Linked DNA regions of Homo sapiens: region 1 is linked to region 2. The links are chromatin loops, found by intact Hi-C in ENCODE. Cell type or tissue: CD14-positive monocyte. All regions are shown on one strand. Links, peaks and the distances in the headings refer to the core of each region. The heading gives the core; the rest is flanking DNA. Region 1 overlaps FMNL2 (formin like 2). Region 2 overlaps FMNL2 (formin like 2).

The links. A loop is a pair of places that touch in the nucleus more often than their neighbours do. Peaks named below come from ENCODE experiments on the same cell type or tissue, not always from the same donor. Only the 100,000 strongest peaks of a DNase experiment are listed, where the experiment ranks them.
Region 1: it touches region 2 in a loop (8-fold over the local background); 1 of 110 quality-filtered maps calls a loop at or near these places.

The regions. Positions count from the first base shown.
Region 1 is chr2:152,592,514-152,597,899 of GRCh38, reverse strand. The region is part of intron 9 of FMNL2 (formin like 2); the gene reads right to left. Among named protein-coding and RNA genes, the nearest start is that of PRPF40A, 120 kb to the left of the region's middle. In CD14-positive monocyte, for the core only: CTCF peaks have their summits at 3,141 and 3,342; a DNase peak (open chromatin) is centred at 3,399; H3K27ac peaks cover 1,196 bases.
Region 2 is chr2:152,514,721-152,520,106 of GRCh38, reverse strand. The region is part of intron 1 of FMNL2 (formin like 2); the gene reads right to left. Among named protein-coding and RNA genes, the nearest start is that of FMNL2, 180 kb to the right of the region's middle. In CD14-positive monocyte, for the core only: no CTCF peak of the experiment used is centred there; no DNase peak of the experiment used is centred there.

The DNA.
Region 1 (5,386 bases), core at 331-5,330, 78 kb before region 2:
GTTCACCCTAACACCCACAGTCACCTCTGGGTCTTAAGCAGAAGGATTTTGCGCTTAGCCAATTGGAACCACTTCCACCCAGCCCAAGATGACAGCAGAGAATGGATTTGGGTACCAGTTCTTAAAGTGTGGTCCTTGAACACCAAGGGTACTTTAGGCCCTTTTATGAGGTTTGTGAGGGCAGCATTATTTGTATAATACTACTAAGATGTTACTTAATACTTTCACAGAGTTGGCAGTTGGCACTGGTGGCACAAAAGGAACAATGAGTGAATACTGCCAGTGCCATAGCATGCATCAAGGCAGTGCACCAAATTATACCAGTAATCCCTGTATTCACCACAGCCACGCATTCTCAGTTTTAAAAAGCCAGTTTCACTTAAGAATATCATTGATGAAGCAGTAAAAGGTATTAATTTTATACATCTCAACCCCTAGATACACATCTTTATGATACTCTAGATGATGAAATGGGGAGTCTGCATAAAGCATTTCTGCCGCATATTGAAGTATGGTTGTCTTGAGGAAAAAGCATTTCTGTGATTATTTCAGTTGCAAGATGAACTAGCCACTCTTTGTTCTTACTTGAAAGCATGACTGACAAATTCAGACTTATGCACTTGGCAGGTATTTTCTTGAAAATGAACAAAGTGCACCTTTTAATTTAAAGATAACAGCTGACAATATTTGTTATCAATGATAAAAATTAAGCAAACACATGAAAACTGTACCCACCACGAGGAGTCTGACTGCTTCCCAGTATTTAAAGAATTTTCTAATGAGATTGGAGGTAAAAATAATGCATGTGATTTGTTAAAATAGTATATTAGGAAATGTGCCAATTATTAGAAGATCTAGATAACTCAGTGTACCATTATTTTCCCAATGATCACTGAATGTTGTTACAAATTTATAAATTCATTCAAGGTGCAATATAGGCAAATAGATTTTAATGCAACAGTATGGAAAAAGTTCATCGATACGATTTCGGATTCTACTTTGTGACTAACCTTTAAGAAATTACTACTTGTCTAGTGTTTGTATAGTATCAAAGAAGAATGCCCACTATTATCTGAAAATGCTGTTGACATAATTCTATTTCATCTACATATCTGTGTGAGGCTAAATTTTCTTCATCTACTTCAACAAAAACAACAGCAGAAGTGACTAAACGCAGAAGCAGATCTAAGAATGCAGCTATCTTCTACGAGTCAATCTCCCTAAGTGCTGAGATTACAAACGTGAGCCACCATGCCTGGCCTGAAATTTTGTTGTAATTTCTAATATGGAAAATATCAACATATAACTTGCATAAACAAAAGCTCTTTAGGGACCTCAGTGATTTTTAAGAGCATAAAAAGGGCTCCAGGGGCCAAAAGTTGGAAACTACTGGATTACAGAATAGCCTCTATTTCTACAAAGATGATGGATTCTTAAACCTAAAATCTAAAGAAGCAAATAAATGGATAACTAATAGTAAAATTCCTTGCAAGATTGTTTGGGAATCAACCATACCATACAAAGAACTACTAAATGTACCATCTCTGCATAAAAATGAAGCCACATCACACAGAGACCAATAGTGTCTTCATATAGAAAGGAGCCCTCCACCATTTTCCAAGGTAGAAAAAAAAGACAGCCGGGCTCAGTGGCTCATGCCTGTAATTTCAGCACTGCGGGAGGCCGAGGTGGGCGGATCACTTGAGGTCAGGAGTTCAAGACCAGCCTGGCCAATATGGCAAAACCCCATCTCTACTAAAAAAAAAAAAATCACCCAGGCGTTGTGGCACATGCCTATAATCCCAGCCGTTCTGGAGGCAGAGGCGGGAGAATCGCTTAAACCTGAGAGGAGGAGGTTGCAGTGAGCCGAGATGGTGCCACTGCACTCCAGATTGGGCAGCAGAGTGAGACTTGGTCTAAAAAAAAAAAAAAAAAAAGACTTCCTTGCAATTCTTCTGTTTAATAAGGCCAGGTACAATCCCTGGTACTTATCAGGTTGGATGGAAACAGCCCCTAACTGTTCTCTGATTATCTCTGGGATGTACCCACTCTGTCACATTAGACTCATTATAAGGCTAGAAGATGTTCTTTTCCCAAAGCCAGGTGAATGTTAGATTTCAAGCAAGAATATGGGAAAGGGACAGAAAGAGATCTCCTCCGCATGGGAAAAAAAATATATAGAACACACATTCCTCAAAGTTCAGAAATTCATACTGAATGAATCCACCCAAGTAAACAAATTTGTCTGGGACGCCTGACACCATAATATCAAACAATCATGGGCCGGGCATGGTGGCTCATGCCTGTAATCTTAGCACTTTGGGAGGCCAAGGCAGGCAGATCACTTGAGGTCAGGAGTTCGAGACCAGCCTGGCCAACATGGCAAAACCCCGTCTCTACTAAAAATACAAAAATTAGCTGGGCGTGGTGGCGTGTCTGTAGTCCCAACTACTCAGGAGCCTGAGGCATGAGAACTGCCTGAACTCGGGAGGTGGAGGTTGCAGTGAGCCGAGATTGCGCCACTGCACTCCAGCCTAGGTGACAAGAGCAAGACTCTGCCTCAAAAGCAACAACAATCAAATCAATCAATCAATCATGAACAAATACACAAGGAACAAAAAGATCATTATCTTTTACCAATGTGCTAAACATGTTCTTGACACGTTCCACATAGAAAGCACCATTTACTAATTTTACATCTATTCCTGGAAAATAGTTGAAAATGAAATGAAAAATTCAGTGTTGTTCTTGGTGGTGAACCAGTAAATCTGGGATATCACATGTGTTGCTAGTACAGTTATTGGCAGGGAAGGAGCCCTTATTTTCCACTGCCAAAACCAAACTGCCAAAACAACACAGAGCCTAAAGCTCATGTTACCATGACTGGCCATTTCCACTCCCCTGTGACGCAGAGTTTGCGGGGAACATCTTGTCAGAGAGCTCAACTGCAAGATGAAGGGTGACTGACAGTGACTGTTGGACCATAAGTAGGAACCACTGGGCTATTTTCTTCTAGTGAGTGTGTTTCAGTCAATTGTGAATGAAAACCGAGTCTGACTATATATTCTTGGCAGACTGATACATAGAATTAAAGAGCTGGGCAGTAGCCACATATACCACTGTGTTGAAAGGAATAAAGAATGGCTGTTGAGCTGCAGTGGGCAGAACAGTTTGGGGTAGGACAGGGGAGCTGGGAAACTAAAAGCTTAAATCAAGACTCAAAAGCTCCATCTTTCAAAAGCTACACAAGCCAGGGATGCTTCTTCCACAGACAAGTCCTCAACAGTACCTCGTGCGGTGGTACTAACAGCATGGCCAGCACAGCCAGCTCACTCTCAGTCTAGGGAAACAGCGACGTCCTTAGACACATGGCAGATTTTTGAAATGAAACTTGAGCCAAGGGATTGACGCAGCCACCTTCCAAGTAGTCATAAAAGGGAACTTAGGCCGGAAGTCACAATACTGTCTGCAGTCATAGTGATCTCTTTTAGGATTGTTGCTCTCCTGCCAACTGGCCTCAAACATGTCAGTTTTTGTTCTTGTTTGAAAAATGAAAGCACCTATCATTTTATTATCTAGGTACCTTGTTTTCATATCTGCAGTCAAAGAAGCACTTAATCTTTCTTAGAGGGAACTATTTGAATAGGTACACACAATACATGTTACATACATAGGCATGTGTACACAAAGTTTTATATAGAATCATAAAATTGTAGACTTGGAAGATATATAAAAACCACTTGACTAACTTCTCACCTAAAGCAAAAACTTACATCACAATATACCAGACCCACCAGGAATCCTCTCATCCTCTTGACCACCTTCCCCTTTGTACTGTGCTGGTCTCTTCTGAGCATCCTTCTAGCCCATTCTAACCTTGTCTCTTCACTCTTTTCCTTCTGGACTGGGGTCCCTGTGGGGGAGTTTTCCTCCTTAGTTACTTAGTTACAATCCCCATTTGGCTCTCTCTCGCTCTCTCTCTCTCTCTCTCTCTCTCACACACACACACACACACACACACACACACACACACACACACTCTCTCTCTCTCTCTCTCTCTCCCTAGTCACCTCTGTTTAAACTTGTTCTCTCATTCATTACCTTCATTGCACAGCTAAGAATCTGACCTCGGGCATTACACCCCCACTAAAAAAATAAATTAAAAAAAAAGTTTTATTTTCTTTGCCTGAAAAAAGAAATCCCCAGATTGTATTTGTTGACTATAGTTGGGCTACTTTCCTCTTCATTAAGTGTATATTATTTGAACAGATTCTTATTCTCCTCGTGTCCATTCTCATATTCGGTGGATCACCCTATCTCTTATTGCCTTTTCTTTCATTTTTTGGCTTCATATTCATTGCCATGGCCACAAACTGGGTCCAAGGCTGAGTCATTTGACAACTGAACCACCTGTCTTCCAGACTCCAGCATCTCTCCCCTCTACTGTATTTTCTGCAGAGCTACACAATACTCCTAAAGTTTTATCCAAATTACATAAAAGGCTTTTTGCAGATTTCCACAGAATCAAATGCAATATATATATATAGCATTTTCTAAACTGTAAAGTATTATGTAACTGTGAATTTCTTCCCTTTCTCTTTTTTCCCTTCTATTTGTATCTATCTTCTAGTTGAGGTGTTTGTTTGTTTGTTTGTTTGTTTTAATCACAGGTTTCCAGTCTCTCCACCACTGTTTCCTCAGAACCTCATTCATGCCTGCCTCTTGCCATGTTTTGTTCTGTAACATGGACCCTGGTCAGATATTTTTCCTGGTTAAAGAACAAATATATTCTGACTTATGCTGCCTTTGAGACAGATTTCATGCCAATCTCTCTGCTCCCAGAATTCTCTCCATCAAATCAGGTCTCTTCCCTTCCTGATCACCCTGCTCAGGACCTACCCACTTCTCCCACTGGGCCCTGTACAAACAGTATGGTCTGTTCTGAATTTTACCAGTAATTTTAAACACCCCAATAATCTATCCAATCTCTAACCATTCCCATTAGGTTTGCTTTTCGGTGGAAAATTGAGGACAATATACGAACATGTGTGGAAAGTGCCTGGAATGTGAGACATGTTATGTAAGGCTGTATATGAACTCTGAGTTAAATGGATCTGTGTAAAAATCCCAGAGTTGCCATTTACTAGAGACGTCAGTAGGCCCATTTGCTCTGAGCTCTCCCTCTATGTTCCTACCTCAGATGGTGCATCTAAGAATTAACAAAATAATATATACTAGTCTGCCAGCACTAAGGAAACAATAAACAAACAAATTTTTTATTAAATAGAAAATTAACTAATAGTAGCCTTACTATTTCTGCATATGTATATGCCTTTTTATGTACATGACATAAATACACTAATGTTGACAATAAAGAAGAAAATGG
Region 2 (5,386 bases), core at 260-5,259:
ATTACAATTTGACAATGTTAAAAAAAAACTCCTGGGATAAGGCAAAGGAGAATTTCATGTGTATCTTTCTGAGGAAGTCTAATGTTATTTACTGGTAAATGGTCAGTCCATCATTGCTTATTTGCACTCCAGAGAAGGAGGTTTTCCTCTTAAACTGGTGTTGACCTTCATGTTAGCACCCCAGCTATAATTATGCATTAAGTAAGAACAATAAGATTATAAATTAAATGAGTTCTTTTCCTCTTGAGTCCTCACTAATCTCGAGATATAAAGGGAATAAGAAAAAGAATGCCTGAACTCCTACAAGGTGCCAAGTACTCCATTCAACACTTTGCATATGTAATCTCAGTTAATACTCATAATAAGCATGTGGGATAGACATAATCTTCTCCATTTAACATAGGGAAATAGACCCGGGAGAATTTGGTTAACTTGCTCAAGGTTGCACAGCTTTACAGGAACAAAGACAGGACCTAAACTTAGTCTGTTAGGCTCCCAAGGATAAATTCTGAATATGCCACCAAGCTTTTTTTGCAGGAGAGCAAAACGGCAATAGCTTATGACCTTCTATTAGTACTCTACTAGACATTCCCGTGGAAGCACTTGGCAAACATCGCCACAGGAATTACACACAGGCTCTGTCGTTTTCTGCAAAGAGAAAGGCAAGATGCCCCTTCCAGACTAACTCTTATTTTGATTAAAGAGTCTTTCGTTCAACAAATGTTTATGGAGCACTGCCCCTGTACAAGCCCTGTGCAACATGCTGGGTGGCACGGTGGGAATCCAAACAGACGCGATGCCCAGAGAGCACTGTGTTATGGTGGGGAGACACATATGAAACAAACAAAGCTTTTTAAACTCTGGTAAGGCTTGAGAAAGGTTATCAGAGGGTAGTCTTAGATTAGACAGTCTGGAAAAACCTCTCAGGAAAAAGTAACAAATGAGTCCCAATAAATGAGAAGGATTGGCCAGGCAGAGGGCGGACGAAAGCACACTGGGCACAGTGAACAAGGGAAGCCTCAAAGGCAGGAATTAGCTTTCCACATTTAAGGAGCTGAAAAAAGTCAGAACAGCCAGAGAGAAAGTAAAAGAGAAGGAATGAGAAAAAGATGAAGTTGGAAATGTGAGTCAAAGCCATATCATGCCTAGACATGCAGACCAGGGTCAATATATTTTATCTGAAGTGCCACGGGAAGCCATTGAAGGCTTTTAAGCAGATAAATAACATAATGACGTTGTTTTTCAAAGATAACAATAGGTGCTATGAGGAGAACAGATTAGAAACAGCAAAAGCAGAGAGCCAGTAGGAGGCCAGGACTAAGCAGTTCAAGTGAATGATGGCAGCTTAGATGGGGTCGATGGCACGTTGAATGAAGAAAGGTGGACAAATGTCAGAAATATTAAGTGAAACTGACTGGTTAGACTTAAGGGCTGGGGAGGATTTGTACCTTGTTTCCAGCTTGAGTCACTAAGTGAATGGGGTACAGTTAATAAGAGGGGCACGTAACAAAAGGCAAAATAAATCTGGAGGAGTTGGTGAAGAATAAGATTTATAAATGACCCTGTTTAGGCCTGAGATAGCTATGAGATAACCAAGAGAGCACTCAAGTGGGCAGGTAGATACATGATTCTGGAGGTCAAAAGAAAGGTCTGAATCTCTGAACAAGAAGAGACTTAAGAAGTCTTTTTGAGCATGATTAGTTATTGTCAGAAGTAGCAGTGCAACATCAATACATCCAAACTAAAGCTCCACTGGGTAATCATTCACCAAGCATCTAAAATAACCCCTTCCATGAGCCAAGCCTCTGAGCTACTCAGACATACATTGTACAGCTTAATAATTCCATAAGGACCATGAGGAAGCAGTTCTATTTAAAATCAGACACTCTACAGAGGTCTGGTTAAAGTTCAGGGATGTTGTGATTAGCTGGTAATAACTGCCTTTAAACTTCTTTCGAGTGAACTCATTCCTCTTGTGCTGTTCAGGGCAAGACTCTGGAGTCCAAGCTAAATGTTTGAGCAGGTAATTCATGAGTCCAAGTTACTGTGTGAGGAAAATATTGGCTCTATCTCCAGGTCCCTTTGCTGCCTTTATAAAAATGGACTGCTCATCTATTTGGCTGAAAATATCAATCAATTTCCGAGTCTTCCTAACACGGTGACAACTCTACCTCACCCACTCTTAGTGACATCTGTGACATAGGGCTCTCCTTTCATTCTTTTCATCCATTGTTCCATCCAACATATTTCCTGGGCTTTAACCATATACCAGAATGTCCGCACTGTAGGCATCTGAGACAACTTAATCACCAAGTAACTGCCTGCAAGTATCGCCAAAGGTCGATGGAAGACATATGATATTTGAATTGAAAAGTTCAGTGGATGTTAATTATTGTTTTTCTAGATTGTACAAGTTCCTAGCTAAAATAAATTAGATCATCCAAGAGTATTATTTCTGTAAAATTGTTCCTTTCTTTCCACTCTCAACCTGGCAAACTGTAAGAATCAATTCAAATGTCATTTATCATTAGAACCTTCCCCCCACTACTCCAGGAAGACATACCCTCTCATTGGGCTCTAACAGCACTGTTTACATGTCTCTAATATAACACCTAGTACACTGTACCCTAACAATCTGTATGCTTACCTAAATTTCCCACTGGACTGAGTGCTTCAAGAACAATTTTTGATGTTCTTCTTAACCATCAACGTATGGCACAGTATGGCAAACGGTAGGCATTAAGCAGGTTGTTGAATACTGAAGAGCAAACAAAATCAGCCATACTGCCCAGCCTGCAAATATCCTTAATGAATTAGGATTTATATTATAGCTATTAACAATGTCTACACACTGAACAGTATTTCAGTTTCTTGTAAAACATCATTCCATGATAATATCTGTTGCTTATTATTTTCCAAAAAAAACTCACGGGGGAAAAAAATCTTCAATTCTAGCAATATTTTCCTGAAAAGAAAAATGAGCGTCTTCTGCCACATACAATAAACCATGAAACCATGAATCTGAACTTTGTTTCAGTGCCAGTTAATTCAGATTGGTATCTATTCCAAGTGGTAGTTACATGTATGGTCTCTACTTTGGTTTTTATCCATAATTGTACAATCTTAATTTGCTTTTAAATGTGTTTTCCATCTCAGAACCTTTTGAAAATAGAAATTATAACTAGAAAATAAAGAAAAATAGAATATCCCAAAATTCCTGAGTACTTTATAAAGAAAGTAATTATGGTGAAGAAGAATCTATGGTAGCCTATACATCTCAAGTTATACCCACAGATTATCATACACAACACAGAACAGAATGATGGTGCCCAAATCATTCACAACCAAATAGACCTATGTGGTAGCAAAACAGAGTTTTCTGATATCAGCTCCTGACCTGGTTTCATGGTATTAATGCAAACTTGTAAAATCCTTCTTTTACCCAAATATTCTCAAGGCTCATACTTAGAAACCCACAGTGATATGGAGACACACAGGAGGGAAATTGAACAGTATGAAATACACCTTATGTAATATATCTTTGTCCTTGTAATCTCTAAATTAAAACTCACAAGCATTCAGTCACCAGATTTTATAACAGGAACTCTTCTACTATATAACCACTTGCTTAGAGAGAAAAAACATGGACTTTGCAAGTAGTGCTTCTTATGGAAGCAGGGAAAATCATGTCACAAAAGAAATGGCTTAGACAATCTTTTAGAGCTCTTAAATAATAGAGATACAGAGGTTTACAGGAACTCAAAAGAAGGAGTCATTACTTTAAAAAATTTTTCAGTTATGGTAGAAAACATAATATAAAATTTACCTCATAACCATTTTTAAGTTTATACTTTAAGTAGTGTTTATAACTATATTAATATTATTGTGCAACGGATCTCTAGAACTTTTCCATTTTGCAAAACAAACTCTGTACCCATCAAACAACAACTCCCCATGTTCCCTTCCCCGGAGCCATTACTTGTCGCTACAAAAAAGGAAATGGGATGGATTTCAACTGGATGGCTGGGTAGCACAATGAATTCTAATGAGACGGTGCAAGCAAGGATTTACTCATTTATTAGTTTTTGCTAGTTGGGCTCTGGAATTAGACTAGCTAGATTCTAATCCTGACTCTACTAATTACGGGTGATCTTAAACCACACTATTTGAATCCTAAAGCAAATGAAATTAGTAAACACCCCACAGTCGAAAAAGCCAGTAAATGTAATTCAAAACTGAAGAATCGAAATCAAGGGTCAAAAACAACAAGATGTACCATTTATTGACGGACTGGTATGTCTCAGGCACTTAGGCTCTTTGCATGCATTATCCAATTTAGTCTGTCTTATAATCCTGACAAGTAGTTATTATCTTTTCTATTTAACAGAGAAGGAAATCGGAGGACAAGGAGGTTAAGTAATTCCTCCATGCATGAGGTAGGTGGCAAAGCCAGGACTCAGAATAGAGGTCTGTATGATCATCCCCCTTCCATGACATTTAAACTACAATGTTTCTAAAATATGACTTATTTGAACTAAGCAATCTCACAATTCCACTTAAATAACCAGACACAGTCATTAGCACGAAAAGTGAAGGTGGAAATGCATGATATTAATATTTTCATATAAGATACTGGCATTTTAATTGAAGTATTTTAAGATGTTGAAAAATATAAACTGGAGCCAAAAAACTGACTGGGCTGAATACAGATAGCAAGGTACAGTGTCAAATCAATATATACTTAATAAACTCTGCCAAATAACAAATCAAGGTGAGGATACAAATACATGGTAAACTCAGGCTTTGACAAGGCATCAATGAAGCAGAAGGAAAGAAGATGAATACACAAATATAAAACGGAGCATGTCAAATAATCCGACAGAACCTCAGAGAAGGAGCCATTACTTTTTGCTACGGAAAGTAGAAAATACTATGCATTGAGCCTGGATGTGTGGGGAGGATGGTAAAGAATGGCATTAAATGACACAATATGGTTTCTAATGTGTGGGCTTTGGAGATGGGCCACCTGGGCTGCAATCATGACTACCACTCATTTAGAGTGTCATCTCAGCTAAGTTATTTATACTAAATCTCAGCTTCCTCACTTGTGACATGGAAATGATCACCATGGTAGTGATAAGCATCATGAGGGTGATGAGGATGGTGGTAATGTTACTACCTGCATCATAGAGTTTGGGCAAAATTAAATTCGATAATGTATGTACAGTAGCCTCACCCACATCTATGATTTTGCTTTCTGTTATTTCGCTATTTCAGTTCCCTGAGTTCAACCATGGCCCCAAAATAGGTTCGTGGAGAACAATAAGATATTTTGTGAGAGAGAGAGAGAACACATTCACATAAACTTTTATTATAGTATATTGTT